Linked DNA regions of Mus musculus: all the other regions are linked to region 2. The links are chromatin loops, found by intact Hi-C in ENCODE. Cell type or tissue: heart. All regions are shown on one strand.

The links. Peaks named below come from ENCODE experiments on the same cell type or tissue, not always from the same donor. Only the 100,000 strongest peaks of a DNase experiment are listed, where the experiment ranks them.
Region 1: it touches region 2 in a loop (20-fold over the local background); 4 of 42 quality-filtered maps call a loop at or near these places.
Region 3: it touches region 2 in a loop (12-fold over the local background); 19 of 42 quality-filtered maps call a loop at or near these places.

The regions. Positions count from the first base shown.
Region 1 is chrX:95,354,506-95,362,505 of GRCm38, reverse strand. No RefSeq gene overlaps it. Among named protein-coding and RNA genes, the nearest start is that of Amer1, 86 kb to the left of the region's middle. In heart, a CTCF peak has its summit at 3,243; no DNase peak of the experiment used is centred here.
Region 2 is chrX:94,862,265-94,870,264 of GRCm38, reverse strand. No RefSeq gene overlaps it. Among named protein-coding and RNA genes, the nearest start is that of Gm39526, 130 kb to the right of the region's middle. In heart, a CTCF peak has its summit at 971 (motif pointing right); a DNase peak (open chromatin) is centred at 4,494; H3K4me3 peaks cover 814 bases; H3K27ac peaks cover 960 bases.
Region 3 is chrX:95,008,837-95,016,836 of GRCm38, reverse strand. No RefSeq gene overlaps it. Among named protein-coding and RNA genes, the nearest start is that of Spin4, 14 kb to the left of the region's middle. In heart, a CTCF peak has its summit at 4,592 (motif pointing right); no DNase peak of the experiment used is centred here.

The sequences.
Region 1 (8,000 bases), 490 kb before region 2:
AAGTTCCCTCTCCCTACTGTCTGGCATTTCATCTAAGGTCCCTCCCTTTGAGTCCTGGGAATCTCTCACCTCCCAGGTCTCTGGTGCATTGGGGGGTGGGGGGATCCCCTAAACCTCCTATTTGCTGAGGTTACCTGTTTGCATTTTTTCTGCTGGCCCTCAGGGCCTCAGTCCTTTTCCCTCACTCAATACCACATAAGATTTCCCTCTCCCCCCCAAGACCCCCAGATACCCCATCCTCTTTTCCTCCCAGGTCCTTCCCTCTCTCCCCACTTGTGAATGCTTTCTTCTCTCTCCCAAGTGGGATTGAGGCATCCTCATTTGGGCACTTCAACTTGATGAACTTTTTGAGTTCTGTGGACTTGATTTTGAGTATTCTGTGCCATTCTTTTTTTTTTTTTTTTTTTTTTGCTAATATCCACTTATTAGTGAGTATATACCATACATGTCCTTTTGGGTATGAGTTAGCTCATTCAAGATTTTCTAGTTCCATCCATTTGCCTACAAAATTCAGGATGTCCTCATTCTTAATAGCTGACTAGTACTCCATTGTATAAATGAACCACATTTTTCTGTATCCATTCTTCTGTCATGGGACATCTAGGTTGTTTTCAGCTTCTGCCCTGGGGCAGGCTGGACACAGGACACCATGTTAACACACATTAATGAATGTCAACTATGTCTTAACTTTTAGAAGATGTATATAGTAAAAGGAGATATATACATATAAAAGAGCTGGTAACAATTAGTATCATCACACAGAAAAACCATATAAAAACCCTCTATTGATGTTCACTTCTAAAACAAAATATAGAATGTCTGGTTTTGTAGGCTAAATCTTAGATCTCTTACAAATTCAGGAAATTATATATATATATATATATATATATATATATATATATATATATATATATATCAGTAAGGACATGTCAGAGTTTTGGCATTAATAACTGATCCAACTCATAGAAGCCCTTTATTTGCTACTCTGTGCAGGCTAGTTTTTGTGTCAACTTGATACATGCTAAAGTCATTTTGAGAGAGAGAACCTTAGTTCTACCACTAGATTAGCTTGTTGGAAAGTCTCTGGTGATGGGCATGAAAATGCCTAGATTATTGTGGGTGGTGCCACCTCTGAACTGGTGGTCCTGATGCTATAAGAAAGCAGAATGAGCAAGCTAGGAGCAAGCTAGTAAGCATCATTCCTCCAAGGCCTCTCCATTTGCTTCTGCCTTGAGGTTTCTGCCTTGAGTTCTTGCCCTAATTTCCCCAGATGTGAACTGTCACCTCTAAGTATAAGATGAAATAAGCTCTTTCTTCTCCAAGTTGATTTTTGGCCACAGTGTTTTGTCATATTCATAGAAGCCCTAATACATTTAGACATAAGTTTAATTTAATACAATTTTGATAAAAATTTTATGGGAGTAAAATTTTACATAGCATAACACTTTCCAATGTAGCCATTTTAAGTTTATAGTTTACTTGCATTTATATATATTTATAATGTTGTAAACATGTCACTAAACATTCTTAGAACTATTATATCATTCAAAGTGAAAACTTTACTCCCATAAAATGATTTCCCTTTTACCTTAGACCATAGATTTTGGTAGTATTTTTTAAATTTTTATTATTTCTTTGAGAGTTTGAACTATGTGTTTTGATCATATTCATCCAGCCAATTCTCCCCAAACTTACCAGTCCTTATTTTCAAAAATCCTTCAAGACCAATTTGTGGTACCCAAATATTCTTCCATGTATGGTCTTCTCTAGAAGTGGCTGACTTACAAGTGGCTACACTCTCAGAGAAAACTGTTTATCCTTTCCACAAGCTAAGTGTTGTGAATGGCTCCAGAAGATGCTGTTTTCTTGTCATTTAGACTCTCAAGCTCTTATACTATTTTGCCGGTCTTCTGAAATGATCCCTAAGCCTTGGGCAGATAGGTCACGGTATATAGAGTTCCTTTAGGGTTGGGATTTGTGTTGTGGGCTGTTATTGTCTTTACATTAACAAGTTGTGGCTCTCCTAGTTAATCATTGATCCAGGCGTGTTGAGTAACATGGCTTTAAAAGGCAGTGCTCTGTGGGTTCCCTGGTCTCTTGGGTCAAAACTGGAGTCTGAATTATTCCTCACATCTTAGAACTCATCAGTTCAGGAACTGAGATTGCGTCACTTGCCTTTGTTGTATCACTGAAGGTTTATAGAAATCAACTCTGTCCTAACCACTACTTTGACTTCTTTCATGATAACAAGGCACTTAAGTAGATTATTTAAGTAAGTATTTATCTCTTTGTAACATCTCTGTGAGGTATTTATGATTATTTAGTTTTTTACTAATGATATGACTTTATTTAAAAGTAAATGAACTTCTTAAAACTATTGAGCCATCGGTGTCAGAGGAGAAATATCAACCCACATATGTCCATAGGTTCCAAAAAGCATTTAGTTCCTCTAGAATTAAATTAACTCAGACCTATGTGTATGTGTAAACACCAAATAAATGACACCAAAATTTGTGCCAAAAGAATTTGTGGAGTAGTTAGGATTTTCTAGTCTAAGGTAATTCAAGGAGACATTTTATGAAAGTGGTGTCATTCAGGTATCCTGTATTTATGTAGAATTGTTTTATTATTTATAAAGAACTCTCACATATGACCTTTTGTGATATTTTCACTCTATCTCTATTGGAAGCCTAAAACGTAATATGCCTCAAGGGGAAGTGACTAACCCAAGATCATAAAGTAAATAAATCACCAAGACAGAGTAGTATACAATCTAGGTTTCCTGTCTTCTCGTTCAGTGCTTTCATCATTAAGAAACACTCAAAAGCCGGGTATGGTGGTGTATTCCTGTGAGTTTAGACCCTGGGAGGTAGATACAAGGATATAAAGAGTTTAGGTCTACACTGAAGTACATACTTAGCTCAAGGATATTCTAGAATATGTGAGAATTATATATCAAAAAATAAAATCCCAACCCAACTAAACAAAAACACTTAGAGAAGAACAGGCAGAGTTTGGATTGAGGAGTTAAGAAGAATGAATAACCTGGATAAGAGCTTTAAAGAAGCCTGAAAACCGATGAAGGAATATCTGAGGGGTTGGCTGTAGTGAAAGGTTGAGGAAAAGTATGTCAGGAAGAAATATTAAACTGCCTTTCTTAGGGTCAGTGTGAGGTTTTACATGGAAGCTTAATAGTTTCTAGTGTCAAGTGGAACTTTAGATTCTGTGGCCTGCAGTTCCACAGTTATCCATTGGATAGCACTGCTGGGCTATTTTGAAACTATTGCAGTTAAAGGCTATGTGATAGGAAACTGCTCCAATCCATTCCTCGGACTTTAAGTAGATTATTCAAAGAGTTCCTTCCTTATCCTTGCCTACCTAATAGTCATTTTATTTTTCAGTCGCCCAAGATCTATTGAGCCCATTGAGCTTTTCTTTTCTCACAAGCCTTCCCCCCAAAAGAATAAAGTCACTTTGATGTGCCTCCTCCCTACCCCCATTGTAAGACACTCTTCATCTTTTTCTATACTGTATTTAAAAAATATGCAAACCTTACTCCTTCATTATGATAATTTTGTCATATCTATTCATAAGCCAATGCATCTTTACTTCCAATTACCCCCCCCCCTTTTTTTTTCTTAAAATGCTCAGGCTAGGTATTCTTATTCATGGAGTGAACTCTTTCTTCTACTCAGAAGATGCCCAAATTCATCCCAAGCATATACTTATTTGGGACCAAGCCACCTAAGTACAAAATAAATACAGCCTTTACAAGGATGCTGGGATAAAATGCAATGGAGGAGTTAAATACAAGCCTTTTGTCACTTGAGAAAAAGTAGAAGCAAAACACTGTGTGGGCCTCCTGGCTCTTTTAATATTGACATGGGGACCAGAATTGTAAATGTACTTTTGAAGGAGTAGACTATAGGTAAATCTTGTGGAGGAAGGTAAAAACCCTAAAAAAGACAGTAGAGACACAAAGTAAAGGTTTGAGAATGTTGAACAACTTAGATAATGGAAGTGGGGAATCCTCTGGCAAAATTAAGAGTTCCAGTTCAGCCAGGCTACCTGGATTCACTTTTAACACTCTAACCTCTTAGAAATAAAGCTTTGAATAATTTCTTGAGCATTTCCATGCCTCAATTTTTTTCATTTGTAAAATGGGAGAAAGTCTGAAATATCTGTTCACAGCTCTAAAAATCCACAATGCTTTGAAAAACCCCAATTTAATTTGGTCTTAATATCTGAAGTGGCATGATACTATAAGAGTCTATATTCCATTTAATGTGAATATTTATGTATGTTGCTACAGAAAATTAATGCATTCATTTATAGAACTTCCTGTAGATATTTCAGAACATTTATCATTTCCATCTAAAATTTTGAAAACATTCATTATGAAAAATCAATTCTGGAGTCTGGAGAAATGGTTCAACAGTTAAGAATTCATTCTTACACGGTGCACATAAACTCATGCAGGCACACACATATTCATAAAATAAACAATTTTTTTGAAAAAAACAACAAAACCCCAAATCTAATTTCTGGGGACTGTTTTGTTTTATGTTATTTAATTTTAATTATGATTAAATGAGTAAACATGTAAAATTAATTGAAGCCGTGGTTGGTTAATAAGATCTTTAAAATTCAGCAAGATTTATTTTAATTTTGGGAAGCTTATACAAGACTGCCAATTTAAGGGTTTATATTTTATAGGTAGGTATATAATTAAATTTTTGTAAAGGAAAAAATATATCACTTTAATGAAAGTAATATTAATGGTAGTGTGAGTGATGCTCAGTAAATATGGGGTGGAAGTTGTGGCCAAGTGTTAGGGAACCTTGTTATTAAGGTAGCAGTTCCCCATGACTAGATGGCTTTCTGAGCTCAGCACAAAATGGGGTACTCCCCTTAGCAGGGCTTCCTTGTTGTCTTAAGGTTTTCATTGCCATGAAGAGACACCATGAACAAGGCAACTCTTATAAAGGAGAACACTTAATTGGGGCTGGCTTACAGGTTCAGAGGTTCAGTCCATTATCATCAAGGCAGGAACTGCAGCTTTCAGCAGCCACAGTGACCCTGGAGGAGCTGAAACTTCTACCTCTTGTTCCAAAGGCAGCTCGGAGAAGATTGGCTCCCATGTGCTTGGGAGGAGGGTTTCAAAGCTCACCCTCACAGTGACAGACCTCCTCCAACAAGACCACACTTCCCAAAAGTGCCACTCCCTGGGTTATGCATATTCAAACCACCACACCTGTCTCTGTCTCTGTCTGGAGAGTGTCTTTGTCTGGAGAGTGTTCATAAACATAGTTGGCTGGCCTTGTCTGAAAAGTGACCTTGTACAGAGGCCTCTACAAGGCTGTATATGTCAGCACACAAATACTGCTCTGGCTTCCTGCCTACATGATAACTAGGTACTACTGTATTATAGCCAATCAGCCCCTCTTGCTCACTTGATGCTATGACCAATTATCCCTTTCCACCTATACTCCTAATAAGGCTCTTATATATTGTATCCCTGAAACAATAAAATAGTCTTGTTTCACTGCAGCAGTCTCCGGGGGTTCATTCCACCATACTCACAGTCCATCTGAACTCTGTTCTCCACTTCTCACTTTGTACTCTTAGGTTGGTGGCCAAAAGCTTCTGAGGAGAAAGGGGGGGGGGCACAGCTGAGACATGATATACAGGGAAAACAGATATATTTATAATAACTAGTATGGATGATAAACAATACCAGTAAAGATAAATGGGTGGTTTCACAGTATGATATGGAAAACCATGGGACAATAGAAACTAGTACCATTTCTAGATGCAAGGACAGTGTTGACAGCACTGCTAAAGGTAAATTTGCTCTTATTTGCTCCCCTCATTATACAATGAAAAAAAATAGAATCTAGAGAAAATACTTTCTCAGTGAATTAGTAGCAGAAGTTGGTCTAAACTTAAGGTTTACCACCCCTTTCCCTGTATTCTCAAATAGTTCCTGTACTTGAAATGCTGGAAAAGTCCTGGCTGAGTATTACAGTTCCCATGTTGGTTCTGTGGAGATGGTGCTGGAATGCCCTAAGCTCCCCTAGTTTATGTTCCTCTGCCTATATAGGGTCCCCTTTTCCACTTAAGAACCTGCAGTCACTTCCTGAACTTTACTAAATTAGATTTGGAATTTTGTTTATTGGCTCTTTATTGTGGAGAGGCAAAAGGTGGTCCAATCTTGATACCCTTTTATACTCTCTCATTTTCTTGGGAAATTTTAATGTGTTATGTCTATTCTCTATTGCCATACTTATCTAATGTCACAATTTTTCTTCTCAGGGCAAAAGTAAGCAAATTAGTTACGTTGTTATTGTTGTTGTTGTTGTTGTTGTTGTTGTTGTTACTATGTCCAAAATCCTGGCAAATAACTTAAGAGAGGAATTATTTATTTTGTTCATAGTATTTTGGAGGTCAGGGGAGAGGGTTTATTCAAACCTAGGAGAGATTGTAAAGGAAAATAGGCTACATCATAGCAGTTCAGGAATCAGTGAAAGGGCAATGTTCCCATTTAGCTGGATTTTTCTTTTCCTCCTTTATTGTATTTGCATTCCTAGCCTGTCTGATGGGGTTGCCTTATTCAGCTTCAGCATGGGTCTTTCCTTTAGTTAAGTCTCTCTACAAATTCTGTCTCTCTTTCTCTCTCTCTCTCCCTCTTTCATACACACACACACACACACACACACACACACACACACACGCACACACACACACACACAAATCAATAGCCAAGTCAACAATGAATTTAACCATTACTTCTGATAGGATCCTCTATCTGGAGATACTCTAAGTTTTCTTTCTTCAACTATTAAAGAAAAAGTTTAGCAAAACAAAAGACAATTCACATCTAAGTTAACAAGACAGAAAAGGATGTGGGGTAGGGAAGAGTATAGAGGGTAATTGTTGGACTTAGACATAGAAAGCTGGGAATAACTTGCTTCTGTCAGAAAGGCAATGACCAGTTACTATTCTAGTGAAATTATATGTACATGCCTTTGTCTAATAAAAGCAAGCTGAAAGGCTTGGAGGGAGACAAAAGAAGTTCTTAATTCCTCTAAAGAATTAATAAAAAAATCGTAAGTAAGTAATTTTGAAGAATACATAAGATATTTTCTTTAAAAACTATTGATAGTCTCCTTCCCATCCCTATTAACCACTCCTCCACTCCCTGAAGTCCCTTCCCACAGTCATGATTTTTGTTTTTTTTAATTTTGCATTTTAATTGGTTATTTTATTTATTTACATTTCAAATGTTATTCCCCTTCCCAGTTTCCCCTCCACAAGCTCCTTATCCCCCTCCTTCCCCCCCTGTCTCTATGAGGGTACTCCCCCACCCGCCCACCCACTCCTGTCTTAGCATCCTATCCTAGGTCATCAAGCCTCCACAGGACCAAGGGGGTCCCCTCCCAGTGATACCAGATAAGGCAATCTTCTGTAACATATCCAGCTGGAGCCATGGGTACACCCTGTATACTCTTTAGTCCATGGGAGCTTTGGGGGTCTGGTTGGTTGTTATTATTGTTCTTTCTATGAGCACCTACAATGCTTGACCTAACTTCCCCATGGGAGTCCCTGTGCTCAGTTCAATATTTGGCTGTGTACATCCACATCTGTACTGATCCAGCTCTGGTCTTATTAGACGCGTTCTCACGCCCGGCCAGGAAAGACACAACAGACCAGAATCTTCTGCGGCAAAACTTTATTGCTTACATCTTTGGGAGCCAGGAGGGCAAGCGCCCAGCGCCCAGCCCCAAAAACGAAAGCCCCTTCAATTACATCTTTAGGAGCCAGAGCTCCGGCGCGCGCGCTCTATTGTTTACATCTTTAGGCAGCGAGCGAGCGCAGGGCGCGCAGAGCCAGAGAGATGCCAGCGAGAGAGAATGGCGGAAACCCGTCCCCTTTTTTAGGAGCGTTATATTTCGCCTAGGACGCATCACTCCCTGATTGGCTGCAGCCCATGGCCGAGC
Region 2 (8,000 bases):
AAACTTTTTTAAAAAACCCCTAATTCTGGCTGTGGTGGCGCACGCCTTTAATACAAGCACTTGGGAGGCAGAGGCTGGTGGATTTCTGAGTTCAAGGCCAGCCTGGTCTACAGAGTTCCAGGACATCCAGGACTACAAGGAGAAACCCTTTCTCTAAAAACAAAACAAAACAAAACAAAACAAAAGAAACAAAACAAACAAACAAACAAATAAATAAATAAAAATAAAGAGAGAGAGAAACTGCCTAAAATTCTAAAAATAAATACAGAAGAACCCAAAAATGACCCTAAAACTTTTTTTTTTTGAGTTTTTTGAGACTGGATTTCTCTGTATATATCCCATGCTGCAGTCAGAACCCTTGCAAGAGGTCAAGGTGGAACCTGAATCTCAGCAGCCTGCCTCCACAGCCATGATCCGTGCCCTCCCCCACGTAGTTCCTTACCACTGCCTCTTGGCCCAACCATAGGACAAGGCTCAGTTGCAAAAGCACCTTTCTTCTGAGTTTTCAATTATCCTCTCAACAACCCAAGGTAATGCAGCTCAGGGGATCAAAGGTGAAGGGTCACACATTATTTTTAAAAAATCCAGAAGGGCAGCTGCATCACGATCTCTCATTAGTGTTCTAGTGGTGCCTCTCTTTGGGTAAACTTGAATATTTCGGCAGACATTCAAGCTGCTTTTTCGGTAAAAATATTTTTACATGACAACTATGATCCTATGATCGTTCCTATGACTTCTGGTTTGTGTTCGGCAGTCATTTCCCCTCAGTATGCACTACATCCTCTTCCTCCTGCTTGAAATTAGGACCCAGATGCTTGTCTCATACCACTACCCCCATCAATTTTTTTTTACTGAGTTTTTTTGGGGGGGTTTTGGTTTTGGTTGGTTTTTTTTGTTTGTTTTTAAGATTTATTTATATTAGGTATATGAGAATTGCATGTATACCAGTGTGCCAGAAGAGGGCACCAGATCCCATTACAGATGGTTGTGAGTCACCATGTGGTTGCTGGGATTTGAACTCAAGACCTCTGGAAGAGCAGTCAGTGCTCTTAACCTGCTGAGCCATCTCTCCAGCCCAATGTATTTTTAAAATGTCTTGATTTATACCTTTCTTTGTTCTGTTATTATAAAACTCCATGAAACTGATTAATTGCTGCATGGAAGCCATTTTCTAAATCATAATGTGTTTTAAATATGGTGGCAATGAATTGCCTGGGATTAGACTCCCTGAAGTCTGATCCAGGTGGATGAAGTAAATCTGCACCAGGTTTTTATTCCTATCTTTTCACACAGTTCACTTCCTTGTATGACACCTTCAGGGACCTCTTCAACCTAACCTCCATCTTGAGAATCCCTTTTTCTAAGTTTTGTAAGTCTCTGATTTTTAAGAGATATTTATGATAGTGAAAGAGTCTAGAGATGAACATGGGTCCTGGTATGGCAATAGGCACCACAGGTAGCCATTTTTTCCTTTTTCCAGAGAGAAGGGAAGGGACTCTGGTAGAGAGGCACTAGTTTCCTTTGGATCTAATATTTTAGTCTTTTGTTGGAAATAAGGGGAGACATATTCTCTTTTGTAGCTGTTTCCTGGCTGAAATTAGGATCTTGTTGTCAGGGCCCAGGAATGTTGAAATGCTGGTTAAAGGACAAAAGGACAGGATGCAACTGCTTTGCTGCCTGGGCTCTGTTGGACCACCTAGAGCTAGTAAAGTCTAGGCTGCTTTGAGCAGTCTGGAATACTGGTTGACAGCTGATAAGAAATTCGGTCAGAAGCATCTGGGTTTACATTGGTTTTCAGCAATTCTGGGCTTATTGGTTCTGAAGGCTCACTGGAGGTTGGTGTGTTTGTAGTCTTTAGTTGATAGGAAATCTGTTGGGGCAGATATAGACTGGAGACATAAGGTAAAGTTCAGAAACCTAGGAGAAGTTTTTACATTAGGAGAGAACCCACCCTCAAGGGGAAAGAAAGCTTAAGCTCTTGATTGACAGGAGTACTTATCTGGTTTCTGTTTGACCTGTAATAGGTAGATCCAAGTCACAACTCCCTGAAGTTTAGTAAAAGAGATAAAAGTTTTAAAAATAATATTGTTACCATTGTTTTCATTTGCACTGAAGTCCTCATTGTAGAAAAAGGAGTTTACACATGTCTGTAAACAGTTTGAATAGACTAATGCCTTTGAGTTAGAGAAAAAGCTTGCCCCCTCCCCTAAGATGATTCTTGGTTTAAAATGTGAACATTCTTATCTCTATCTGGAGGGCTGGAAATACATATAGATAGGACAGAGACTTCAAATCATTTTTCGATCTTTATAACTTAAATTTATATATTTCAAATTATTTTTAGACTTTTATAACTTACATAAGTTTTAAATCTTTTTTTAAAGATATATTTATTATGTGTGAGTAGCTGTCTTCAGACACACCAGAAGAGGGCATCAGATCTCAATTCTGATGGTTGTGAGTCACCATGTGGTTAATGGGATTTGAACTCAGGACCTTCGGAAGAGCAGTTAGTGCTCTTAATCGCTGAGCCATCTCTCCAGCCCTTATATCTTTTTAATCCAGTTATTTACCATGAGACATGGTTAGCTGATAATTGAGAGCAGTCATGGCTAAGTAAGTTAATTTAAATAAAGGAGTAGCAAAATTTTACATTGAAACCTGTTTTATGAGTTTATCCCTTCTTTTTAGTATGAAGCCTGTCAGCAGGGGAAACTGGATTTTGACTTTGCCAGCAAGAGACCTAGTATCTCTAGAAAAAAACAAGGCCTGCCTTCATGTAGAAACGGACTGAACAAGCAGGTACAGCCATTGGGTGAGAAGTTGGTTGCTTGCTGGTGCTAAACTGATAAAGCTACAGTTAGCCACTAGTCTCATCATAAACCTGACCAGGTTACATTTGAGTAGGGAGTGCAAATGACCTTTGTATTGATTAAAATGACAGAGGCTTACACATTACTTAAATGGTTACCTGACATATTCACTTTGTTTCTCCTTGGAAGCAGAGTTCTCAGTGTTGTGCTTTATAAAAAGATAAAGCAAGAGAAGGAATATGTTTTAGAGGAGGTGTAGTCAGGTATGGGGGGAAGGGAGTGCCTCTGCAGGCCCAGGCCAAGGCATCCCTTTCCCTCTGAGGGACCAGCCATGTGATGGTATAGTATAAAATAGAGCATGAGTGTTAGCATTCTGTCTAAGCTCTACCCTGCAGTTACCTGGCAATAGCCAGGTATGCTCCTCTGCACAGTTACCTGGCAACAGCCAGGTTGGCCTGGCCCACTATAAAAGGGGCTGCTTGCCCCTTCCTCTCTCTTACTCCTGTTTCCCTCTTGCTTCTCTCTTGCCCTCTTGGGCTCTTCCCTTCTCCCCTCTCGCCATGTGGTCATGGCCGGCCTCTACTTCTCTACTCTCTCCTTTCCTCTGTCTTTCTCTGTCTCTATTACCCTCTTAACTCCCCTCCCCATGCCAGAGAAATTCCTGGGCCCAGGTGAACCGGTCTCTGGTTCAAGAGCACCGGCTGAGTGTTAGCCCCCAGGCCCCTACATGATGACCTGGTGTTCTGGCCTATGCTAGAATCTCTCTTGGGTTATTAATGCCCTCAGGACACTGGCAGGGGCAGTTAATCCGATTCTCTTACCCAGGGGTCACTTCACTGTCTCTGCCTCGATTTAATGGGGTGTCTTGGTCTAAAACAGTATCTCTACATCTCTGCTAAACTGTTACTTTCTCGCTAATGACCGATGACACAGACTTTTCCCCTCCCCCCTTTCCCCTCCCTCATTTGCTGATTCCAGCTCCTGCTGCAGCTCCTGCTGCGGCAGCTGGTTCTGCCGGTTCAAGTGGGTCTAGCTCTGCCCCCTGCCAGGGACTCTGCTGCCCTTCCCCACTTCTTGCTCTTGGCTCTGTATCCATCTCCCCCTGACTGTCAGTGCGCTCCCTCAGCCCACTCAAGCTCGGCTGGCCCCTGCCTCCCTCATTTGCAGCTTGCTGCAGACTAGTTCAACCAGTTTGGACCCTACTTGCTGCCCTTCCCACTCTGCTCCTTAGCCCTGCTCTCAATTCATGGTGGGAAAAGTGGGTATGTCCCTACCCCTTGCGTCCTGCCAGGGGTCCCGTCTGTTGCCGCCCCCCCCCCCCCCCCCACCAAAGAAGCTGTTTTCCTGAACTAGCAAGCCTCTTCCTCCCTTCCTCTTTCCCTATCTATCTCCCACTCTACTCAGGACTTATAAAGACTAGGGGTGCAATGTGCCACAACTTCATTGTTAGGATATGGAACACGCTATTTCAGGTGCTTCCTTTTCCCTGCCCACTTAGGACTCTGACAGCAGGAATGCTGCCCAGGACTTCCAGCAGCAAGTAGGATGCCCCTCCCTGTGACTTCTGGCCGTGAGCAGGAAGTCCCGCCCCTCAACCGTGCAGACCCTCCGGCCTGACTTGCTGCGTCTCTTCCCCACAGGTCCACCAGCTGCGCTGTGCAGCTACAGTCACCAAGCCCGTAATGTGGTGCTGCTGCTGCTGCGGGGGCCCCCTAGTGGTGGGACAGCGACCTGCAGGCCACTGTGCAGCTACAGCCACCATGCCCTACCGCACAGAACCACCACCACCTACTGGCTGCTGTGAGTTTCACAGACCTCTACTATGGGAGCTGCTGCCACCCAGCCTCTGCCATGTGGGCTATGCAGTCAAAAAGGCCCAAGTGGTTACCTATCCATGTTCCCACACCCCTGGCCTGTTCTCGTGGCCTGCGTGCCTAGTTTGTGTCACAGGCCTGAACCTGCGTGGACAGACTCATTTTCTGTCACCATGACCTTATGCCATTGCTGCCAGCTTTCTTATTCTAGTCCTAGCCGAACATTTCTTTGCTAATACAAAAATATACTTTTCTCTACCTACACAGCCTGTCAAAGTTACCTAAGGTTTTCATTCCTATCCTGTCTTAATATGATTTTTACTACTGTCATTAAATTATATTCAGTTATAGCCAATCTACATAGTGCTCAATCCTGTCAGAAGTTTGTTAATTATTAAGTTTATGACAGACAGAATTCCCAAAGTCTTTAACAGTTGGCCCAGGGTGGTAGATGGTCTAAGAAGATGTGGACACAACTACAGGATGCTGCCTGGATTGTGATATGATAATCGCTGAAATACTCAGTGGGCAACACTGGATACTCTGAGTCCAATGACTTAGCTAAACCAAGGTAAGTCATTTCTCATGTCATGCATATCCATTCCACAGAAAAAGCCCTTCGTCTTCTGTGCTTGAAAGCCAGACTGACCGCCCAAGTTGCCATAGAGTCTATGGGAACTTTTGGCTAGTGAACTCTGTCACTTTTTAACTGCTAAAGTACTGTTTATTCCCCAAACTTCTGACTACATTGACAGCTAGAAAAAAGCTTTCACAGATGTAATCTGTTCTCTCCTTACCTAAACTCTGTTTCCATTCATCAAATGCTTCTTATTTCCTCTTCTTGCTATGCCACTGTCCTAACATTATCTGAGTTCCTATAACTTTGCCTAACTCTAATGAAACATTTCACTATATGATCCAACTTTTTCAACTTTTTCATCTTGTTCCTTCTGCTCCACAAAAGGCTCATCTTAAGGACTATTTATGTTGTCAACTCATGTAGTTATTTCTTTTATAAATTTATAAGCTACAGGACACCCACTCAGATCCACCTCTCATGGACCAAATAGGCTCCATCCAGATAATTACATCTGCCCAAGCCATTCCAGAGGGTGGGATTCCTCTGGGTTTCAAATGTACATCTTAAGAAAAATGTTTTTCCCAAATGTACTTAATCTTATTCTCTACCTGTAATAATATATTTTCAATATCTTTTCAAGTCCAGGTGCTTACTATGCCCAGGATAGCTCCTGAAAAGCAACCTCCAGATGTTCCAGTCTCCTGTCACAAACACAGACACTTCTACTGGACCTGTTCCTTCTGACCTATCCTCAGATGGCTCCACAGTCCCTGGACAGCAAGGAAACAGCCAACTCTCCTAAGACTGGACCAACATCCCCCATACCCATTCTTCTAGGTTCCCTAGAGACATGTTACCTCCAATGCCAGCATGAAGCAGCCACATATTACAAGGACCCTATTCCTGCTTCACCATCACCTCTTTCTAATTTTTTTCTTTTTTTAATTAAACCAAAACAGGGGAATGTTAGCATTCTGTCTAAGCTCCACCCCACAGTTACCTGGCAATAGCCAGGTATGCTCCTCCCTACAGTTACCTGGCAATAGCCAGGTAGGCCTGGCCCACTATAAAAGGGGCTGCTTGCCCCCTCCTCCCTCTCTTACTCCTGTTTCCAGCTTGCTTCTCTCTTGTCCTCTTGGGCTCTTCCCTTTCCCTTTCCCCTCTCTCCACATGCTCATGGCTGGCCTCTGCTTCTCTACTCTTTCCTTCTCTCTGCCTGTCTCTGGCTCTACTACCCTTTTTTTTTTTTTTTTTTTTTTTTTGGTTTATGGAGACAGGGTTTCTCTGTATAGCTCTGGCTGTCCTGGAACTCACTCTGTAGACCAGGCTGGCCTCGAACTCAGAAATCTGCCTGCCTCTGCCTCTCAAGTGCTGGGATTAAAGTGCTGCCACACTGCCTAGCTCTTCATCTTTTCTGTAATCCCAACAATGGGGAGGGGAGTTAAGAGTGTAGTAGAGACACACACACACACACACACACACACACACAGAGAGAGAGAGAGAGAGAGAGAGAGAGAGAGAGAGAGAGAGAGAGAAGGAGGAATAGAGGAGTAGAGAGAGGCTGGTCATGAGCATGTGGAGAGAGAGGGGGGAAGGAAATAGGGATAGAGGAGACAGATGAGAAGACAGAGTGAGCGCAGGAAGGCAAGAGCAAGAGAGAGGAGGAGCCAAACATCCCCCTTTATAGTGAGTCAGGCACATCTGCTGTTGCCAGATAACTGTGGGGCCTAGCTTATACAAAATGCTAACACCCTGAGAGGCATCAGCCCTCAGCACTAGCACAGGACAGGACAGCATTAACTCCTTGACTGCCACACAGGGCTGGATCAGTCTTTGGTTGCCAGAACCAGAAATCTGAAATCCTTTCCTGTGGATGAGGACACCAGCCTGCCTACCTTGGTGAGGCCAAGAGGGACAATCAACTCTCCAGTGTCCTGCTTCTCCACAGTTTGGGCTGGATGGTTGCAGTAGGCAAAACACAGGGCTGTTTTCTCAGTGGTTAGCATTCCCACAATTGAGATGGAATCAACTTCTTTGGGGGAGAACTTATGTCTGCCAGGATATGGTGTTTTGTCTATCATGGGAAGATTTTTTTAGTAGACATTTTAAATACCATATTCAGCAAATCTCTGAGGAGTTTTGGGGATATTAAGTATACCTTATTTTAAATTTTACTTTTGTATACTTTTTGAGTCTTATCCTTGAAAACAGGAGGCTAAATAAAGCCTGTCCCTGTAAATGAATTACATTTGTACTGGGCATGCTTATAAATGCAGTTCTGAGCACATTAAAGAATTAGATCATTTATAAGGTGACTGACCATTAATTTGCATGTCTTAATTGTCTTCAACAGTCTGCAAGTATTCAGCTTTTATGAAATTAGGATTTTACAATGTTATCCCCTGTTAAGTTTTACTTTTAACATTTAAATTGAAGATTTACTTGAAAATCTCTAGCAGGAAAATAAAACTTTAAATAATAAATTCATAGAGGGATTGAGAACCTTAAAAATTATAAATACAATCTACAGAAAGACTAGGAATCTTAAATTTTATCTTTTTATAGTGTATCATTACATAATATTAGTTTTTTTTTGTTTTTTGTTTTTGTATATCTCAGTTTATCCAAATAGCTAAAGTTGAACAAGTTAGCAAAGTTAAAGAGGCTAGAAATATATCCTTAGGTCAGTTTCTGCCAGCCTGAATAGATGTTAGGAATTTATAAATCTCATTTATCAAATATACCTCACACGGTCACAGGAGATCAGAAGGACTCCTCTTTTTTGTTTCAGAG
Region 3 (8,000 bases), 150 kb before region 2:
AACACATTTTGTATAATAGGTCTCATGTTCTCTATCCCTCTGGCTGTCTACTGGGAGGCATTATCAGAAATTCATCAAAGTTTGTACCACAGATTCTCAAAAATAATAGTAATATAGATTTTCCTTGGCAAAAAAATATTTGGCCGTTGTACCCACTCCAACCAAGAATGCTGGCTGCATCATAGCTATACCCTGTGATTAGATCTCAGACAATAATTTAAAAACATACTCAGAGATTCCTTACATCTAAATTTTCATAGCCTTGCCACAGAACTCTCAGCCGTGAAAAGTATGTCCCATGTGCCTTGATGGATTAGCTCATCTCCTCTAACCTCATTCCCCAACGGCCATTCCTTTGTGTGCACACAAGCTATTGCTCACGTATGGATTCCTCGCCAGCAGCCACCCTTTTGCTTAACAACTTGACTCCATCTCCTTCTCTTTGACCTCCTCTCCCACTGCTCTTCTTTTTGGCCTGTAAAACGTTTTCAAATTGTTTCTATCCGTTCCTCAGATACACTTTTTCCCTTACACATTTACTCTGGACTGTCATATGGGGGAATTTAGGACACTACTAGACACTAATCCCCTTTCCCTATGAAAACACCAACTTCTTTCCTAATGAGGATGATAGCACCATATGCATATGTGGCTCCTTCTCCTGTCCCAAATACAGGTCAAATGAAAGTCACTTAGCCAGAACTCATTAACCTTCATTACAGAATTAGGCAAGGTGGCCTTTGACCTAATCTGGCCAGACATCTAAATCATCGTAATAATGATGATTACCTGCTAATTGTATAAAAAGTCCCGTATCTGGTCTTTATTCTATATCTAATATGGCTCAATCATCATGCCTGAGGCAGAGTTCTACTGGTTCTATCAAACCACTGGCATAAGAATCAATGAGGGGGAAAAAAAAAAGAATCAATGAGGGAATGACTAATCAAATTCAGTTATTACCTGCACTGTGGAAATGAATGAGAGATAACATTGAGTGTTCCTCAAAACTCTGCTCTCTTTCAATGTAGGCTAGTTTAAACCACAGAACCTTAGAGTACAGAGGAACAAGCCTTTGCCATGTTATTTATAAGCCAAACATCCCCAGATAGTACACCAAAGACTTCAAAAACTAGACAAGGCATCTCAGACTCCTTTCTCTACTTTATTAAACACAACTTTCTTCTCCCTCTCTCTCTTTTTCCCTCTCTCCCCCCTCTCCCTTTCTCCCTCTCTCTCCCTCTCTTTATATTTGAGAAATATCTTCTCTCTATATCTTTGAGAAATATTTCTTGCCATTTTTAATTTTTTGATGAATCCAGAAGGACTTTTTAAATAATCTGAATACAGTTTCCCTTCCCTCCCTCTACTCCTCTCAGTTCTTCCCTCCCTCCTCATCTCCAGATCCACTCCCTTCCTGTCTCTCATTAGAAAAGAACAGGCTTCTAAGAAATAACAACAAAATAAAACAAAATAAAATATAACAAGATAAAACAAAACCCATCTTAATTGAAGTTGGACAAGCCAAGACAACAGAAAAATGAAAGAGAAGTCATAAGAATCAGCGACCCACTCATTTACATATCCAGGAATGCCATAAAAATACTAACTGAAAGCTATAATATATACACAGAGGACCTGGTATAGACCTGTGAGGGCCCTGTGCTTGCTACTTCAGTCTTTGTGAGTTCATATAAGCTTTACTCAGTTGTTTTAGGAGACCTTGTTCTCCTGGTGTCCTGCATCCCCTCTGTCTTCCCCACTCCTGCCTCCTCTTCTTCAGGGTTCCCTGAGCAATAAGAGATTGATGGAGACTGAGTAAGGTACCAACTTATGAGTATAGCTGAACATCATTAGGAGTCATTTTATTGTTTCATTGTTGTTCAGGTAGTTACTGGTTTGGTCTTTTTTTTTTTTTTAATCTGCTTATTTTCTCTGCCATACACACCTGGCATCCATTTTTCTCCACTGCTATGGATGCTACCATGTCCATTCCCAGGGAATAAGGAGATCAGGGTACAGTGAACACAGACAAGCTTAGCAGGTAACCTGATCAGGACTGAAAAAATCCCAACTTCCTACAAGCCTCCTGAGTGTGCAGAAATCCTCTGATGATCTCTCATTCACAATGTACTGATCACTAGTCACATTTCAAACAGTATTGTGTGGTTTAATTGACCAAGCTCTGAGCCAGCTGGCTTTATTTATATCAACTTGACACAAACCTGAAGTCATTTGGCTTCGAGGAGGGAGCCTCAATTGAGAAAATCTTCCCACCAGAATGGCCTGTGGCAAGACTGTAGAGCATTTTCTTAATTAGTGATCAATCAGGGAAGGCCCAAACCATCATGAGTGAGGCCATCCAGGGTTGGTGGTCCTGAGTTTCATAAGAAAGCAGGCTAAGCAAGCCATGATGAATAAGCTAATAAGCAGCACCCCTCCATAGCCTCTGCATCAGCTCCTGCCTCCAGGTTCCTGTCCTGTTTCAGTTCCTGTCCTGACTTCCTTTGATGAACTGTGATGTAGAAGTGTAAGCCAAATAAACCCTTTCCTCCCCAACTTGCTTTTGGTCACGGTGTTTTATCACAGCAATAGAAACAAACAATTAGACGAGGTTGTTAAAGCTCAATGTCATGCTGAACAGATAGAATACATTTAGTAGATTTTCTGGTTGGAAGACAATGTCAGCACATAATACTCTCTCTTGGATGGATTTTAGACCATTACTTTGAAATCAGAAAAGATGTATTAAAATCTGAGCTTGTTGATAATTCTGTTTTCTAGGAAGGTACAAGGTATCAGTCAACATCTCTTGAATTACCCTGTGGGAGAATCCAAACCAGTTCCTCTGAACCTGGAGGCCACCTATATTGTCCCACAACTACCCTGGGACTCAGCTTCTACTAGATCGTTTTTTAAAAATCATTTTATTCATTTACATTTCAAATGATACTCCCTTCCTGGTTACCCCTCACAACCCCCATTATATTCCCCCTCTCCCTTTCCCCTTTGCTTCTATGAGGGTGTTCCCCCACTCCTCCCTCACTACTCTAGCATTCCCCTACACTGGGGCATCAAGCCTCCACAGGACCAAGGGCCTCCCCTCTCATTGATGTCAGATAAGTTAATCCTCTCCTACATATGTATCTGGAGTCATAGATCCCTCCATGTGTACTCTTTAGTTGGTGGTTTAGTCCCTGGGAGATCTGGGTGGTCCGGTTAGTTGATATTGTTGTTCATCCTATGGGGTTGCAAAACCCTTCAGCTCCTTCAGTCCTTCCCTTAACTCTTCCATTGGGGACCCCGTGCTCAGTCCAATGGTTGGCTGCGATCTGCATCTATATTGGTCAGGTGCTAGCAGAGCCTCTCTGGGGAGAGCCATACCAGATTCCTGTCAGCAAGCACTTCTTGGCATCAGCAATAGTGTCTGGGTTTGGTGTCTGAAGATGGGATGTATCACTAGGTGGGGCAGTCTCTGAATGGCCTTTCCTTCAGTCTCTTCCATTTTTTGTCCCTGTCTTCCCTTGGACAAGAACATTTCTGGATTAAATATTTTGAGATGGGTGGGTGGCCCCATCCCTCAACTGGGGGCCATGGCTATCTACTGGAGGTGATCTCTACAGGTTCTCTCTCCCCTTTGTTGGGTATTTCAGCTAAAGTCATCCCCATTGGGTCCTGGGAACATCTCAGCTCCTTGGCATCTGGGACTTTCTAGTGGCTACCCCCAGTTCCCCATCCCCTACTGCTACATACTTCTATTCAATTTCCTGACCCTCTGTTCTTTCTCCTGTCCTTTCCAATACCTGATTCTGGCCCCCTTTTTTCCTTTCCCCTCCTCTTTCCCTCCCAGGTTCCTCCCTCCCTCTACATCTTATGATTATTTTGTTCCCTATTTCAATCTGGAGTTCACAAAGCCATCAGGTTATAAAATACCACCAGAGCCATGTGTAATCTGAAAATTAGGGATAATTGGAAAAGAACAGTGTCCCCATTTCCTCCCTGAAGGAGAGCCAGCCTCCTCTCAAGGACCTCACACTCATGTCAAATGTGAAAATGGACAAATGCTCCAGACTGTCTTTGCCATTAAAATTCTGGGCCCTTCTGGAAGCCACCTCTCTTCCAACATCAATGCCCATTAAGTAGGGACACTGTGTTTTGAACTTTGGACATATTTAATGATTTTTGAGACTCCAGAAGCATTTCTGACACCAAGTTCTTTTGTCTATGTAGTTTCCAATGGAAAGTAGGAAATTAACTAACTTTGGGGTCCAATTGGAGGCAGGTTGCTCACTTTGATTTTTTTTTTTTTTTTTTAGAACATCATGCGCCTCTCCGGCCTTCACTTTGAATTTTTAATGTGTTATGGTGAAGGCTTGTGCCAAGCACCCTGAGGTTCAGTGATGGTGAAAAAGAGAACTTTTTTCTATTTTTTATTGAAAATAGATTCTTCTTTCATACAATACTTCCCAACCTCAGAATACCCTCTCTCCACTCCTTCCAGGTCCCGCACATCTTTCCCCTCTTAAGGTGCTTATCTTTTCAAAGGCTGTGCAGCTTACTCGAAGCTTTTAAACTCTAGAAGGCAATACTTAATTTTGACACCAGAGGGCGAGGGTAGACCAGGTTTGCAGAAGGTAGGGTTTTTTTGTTCTGTTTTGTTTTGTTTGCTATGCTTTGCTTTGCTTTGCTTTGCTTTGTAAATGATTGTTTGGAAAGACAACAGACTTTAATGATCCTCAAACTGCTTTGAAGAAGTGAGGGGCTATACTTTTTTGCAAACGAATTGGTAGAGCAAGTTTCTTGAAGCATAGATTATTTCAATAGAAGCAGTCAAATTTTGCACTTCCTCTGGTTCAAAAAGAAAACCAGAGAACCAAATAACCCTATTAAAAATTGGGAACAAAGCCAAACAGAGAATTCTCAACTGAGGAATACTGAATGGCCGAGAAGCACCTAAAGAAATGTACAGCATCCTTAATCATCAGGGAAATGCAAATCAAAACCCTGAGATTCCACCACACACCAGTCAAAATGGCTAAGATCAAAAATTTGGTGCCAGCAGATGCTGCCGAGGATATGGAGAAAAAGGGACACTCCTCCATTGCTGGTGGGATTGCAAACTGGTACAACCACTCTGGAGATCAGTTTAGTGATTCCTCAGAAAATTGGATATAGTACTACCTGAAGACCCAGCTATACCGCTCCTAGGCACATATCCAAAAGATGCTCCAACATGTTTGGATATGTGCCTAGAACCCAGATGTCCTTCAACAGAGGATTGGATACAGAAAATGTGATACATTTACACGATGTAATACTACTCAGCTATTAAAAACAATGAATTCATGAAATTCACAGGCAAATAGATGGATCTAGTAAATAGCATCCTGAGTGAGGTAACTAAGTCACAATAAACCACACACCGTATGTAATCACTGATAAGTGGTTATTAGGCAAAGAGCATGGAATACCTACGATACAACTCATGAACCACATGAAGCTCAAGAGGAAGGAAGACCAAAGAATGGATGATTCAGTCCTACTTAGAAGGGGGACAAAAAAAATCAAGGGAACTAGAGGGTGGGATGAATTTGAGAGGGAGAGAAGAGGGGGAGGGGAAAGGGGGTAAGATCAGGTATGGGAGGAGATGGAAAAGATGTACAGAGGGTCAGGAAATTGAACAGAGGTGTGTAGCAATGTCGGATGGGGAACTGGGGGTAGCAACCAGAAAGTTCCAGATGCCAGGAAAGCAAGAGGCTCCCAGGATCCCACGGGGATGACATTAGCTGAAATACCCAACAAAGTGGAGAGAGAACCTGTAGAGACCATATCAAGAGGTTAGGCAAGGCCCCCTGGTTGAGGGATGGAGCCACCCACCCATCTCAAAAATATTTACCCATAATTGCTCCTGTCTAAAGGAAATGCAGGGACAAAGTGTGGAGCAGAGACTGAAGGAAAGGCCATTCAGAGACTGCCCCACCTGGGGATCCATCCCATATACAGTTACCAAACCCAGACACCATTTCAAGATGCCAACAAGTGCTGACAGGACCCTGATATAGCTGTCTCCTGAGAGGCTCTGCCAGTGCCTGGCAAGTAAAGAAGTGGATGCTTACAGCCAACCATTGGACTGAGCACTGTGTCCCCAATGGAGGAGTTAGGGGCAAGGACGGAAGGAGCTGAATGAGGCCTTATCTGGCATCAATGGGAGGGAAGGCCCTTAGTCCTGTGAAGGCTTGATGTCCCAGTGTAGAGGAATGCTAGGGCAGTGAGGTGGGAGTGGGTAGGTGGGTGGGGGAACACCCTCATAGAATCAGGGGGAGGGGATAGGGGGTTTGCAGAGGGGAAATCGGGAAAGGGCAACCACAGGCTTTTCTACCCAGCCTCTTTGTTCCCAGAAATATGACTCTGAGACTTAATATTTCATGAATAATGACTAGGCCAAAATCGTTGGCTTGTTTGCGAACTAGCTCATAACTCAATTATCCTGTTTACAATATTCTAAGTCTTGTCATGTGGTCCTGCCATGTGGTTTGGTTACCTCTCCTCATTTTCATGCAACCATCTCCTTCAGTGTTCCGGGCAAATCTCCAGTGTCTGACTGTGTCCCAGAATCCTACATCCTTCTGCTGGATGTCCCACCTTCTAATCCTGCCTCAGCTCATTGGCCATAGGCTTTTTATTGACAGGTGATGCCTAAGGTTCTCTCTACAATAGTGATCTCTTCCAACCATTTTCTTAAAAATAACATAACATAATATTCTTCTTTATGGGTGAAGTATGTATTGTTGTATCCATGTATCACATACTTTTATCCAGTCATTTGTTCATGGCAACCTCTGCTTTTTACATCTTAGTTATTGAAATGGAAAGTCAAGGGTTCTTTGGAGAGTCGGTTGTGTTGGATGGTGTTTTGCTGGGGCAAACACATGAAGGAGTATTTTCATGAAGCGAACACAGGTGAAAGGCTAAGACAGACTTGTGAAGGTACATTTGGCTGAAGCAGGTGAGAGGATGTTTGGCTAAACCAAACATGTAAAAGGACAGATGATGAAAGAATCTTTGCTAACAACACGCATGTATCGGTCCACCTTACATTGTGTACTTGAACTCAATTTGTCGGGACTCCATAGAGAGAAACGCACCAAAAAACTTCTGGTGATGTGCTGCAGTTCCTTGCCACTTCTGAGAACTCAGGCTGATTGGAAGAGTGATGTCAGCTGAGACAGACACTGTGTTAAGGCTAGACAGGTGTTGAGGCAAGACACATGGAGAACACGTGATATTTGGAGGGTATAAACAGGACTCAACGGACTGTGAGTGAGGCTTGCTTATAGAGCCAGCTGTGCAAAGCTTGTTGATTTTCCTAAGAGAGACACAGCAGAGAACTCCTGAAGTTCCTCCCTGGCCCCTCCTGATGACTAGCTTGCCACTGCTGCTGATTTCTGTTTGCTATCCTGACTCTACCGAACTGAACTGCTAGAATATCTGTGAAGTGTTTGTGACTGGATCAAGCTGCCTCTGCTGACCTGTGAACTCAACTGCTGATTTCCTGACAACGCAGATGGGAGTTTCTCCAAGGAACCTTTCTAAGCAGGCCCACTTTCCCGACCCCCACACCCACACCCCGTATCCTTTCTTGTCCACTACCTCTGGTGGGTGGTGGACTACAAGGGAGGTTAAAGTGTTTAAGAATCATCATTAAAAATAGATTTAAAAGTTAGTTACAAGTTATTATGACTAATACTGCAATAATCTATGTGTGGGAATCTTTATTGTATTCTGAAGTTTATGCCTTCAGTTGCATACACAGGAATATGATGTCTGAGACATATGAAAGTTCTACTTTGCATTTTGAGGAACTTGCATACTGATTTTCTAAGCAGCAGGACTACTTTACATTGCTACCAACAGTGGATCAGCTTTCTTCCTCTGCAACCATTATATCTTCATCATCATTGTATTTTGTTTTGTTTTTCTTGGTGATGGCCTTTTTTGAG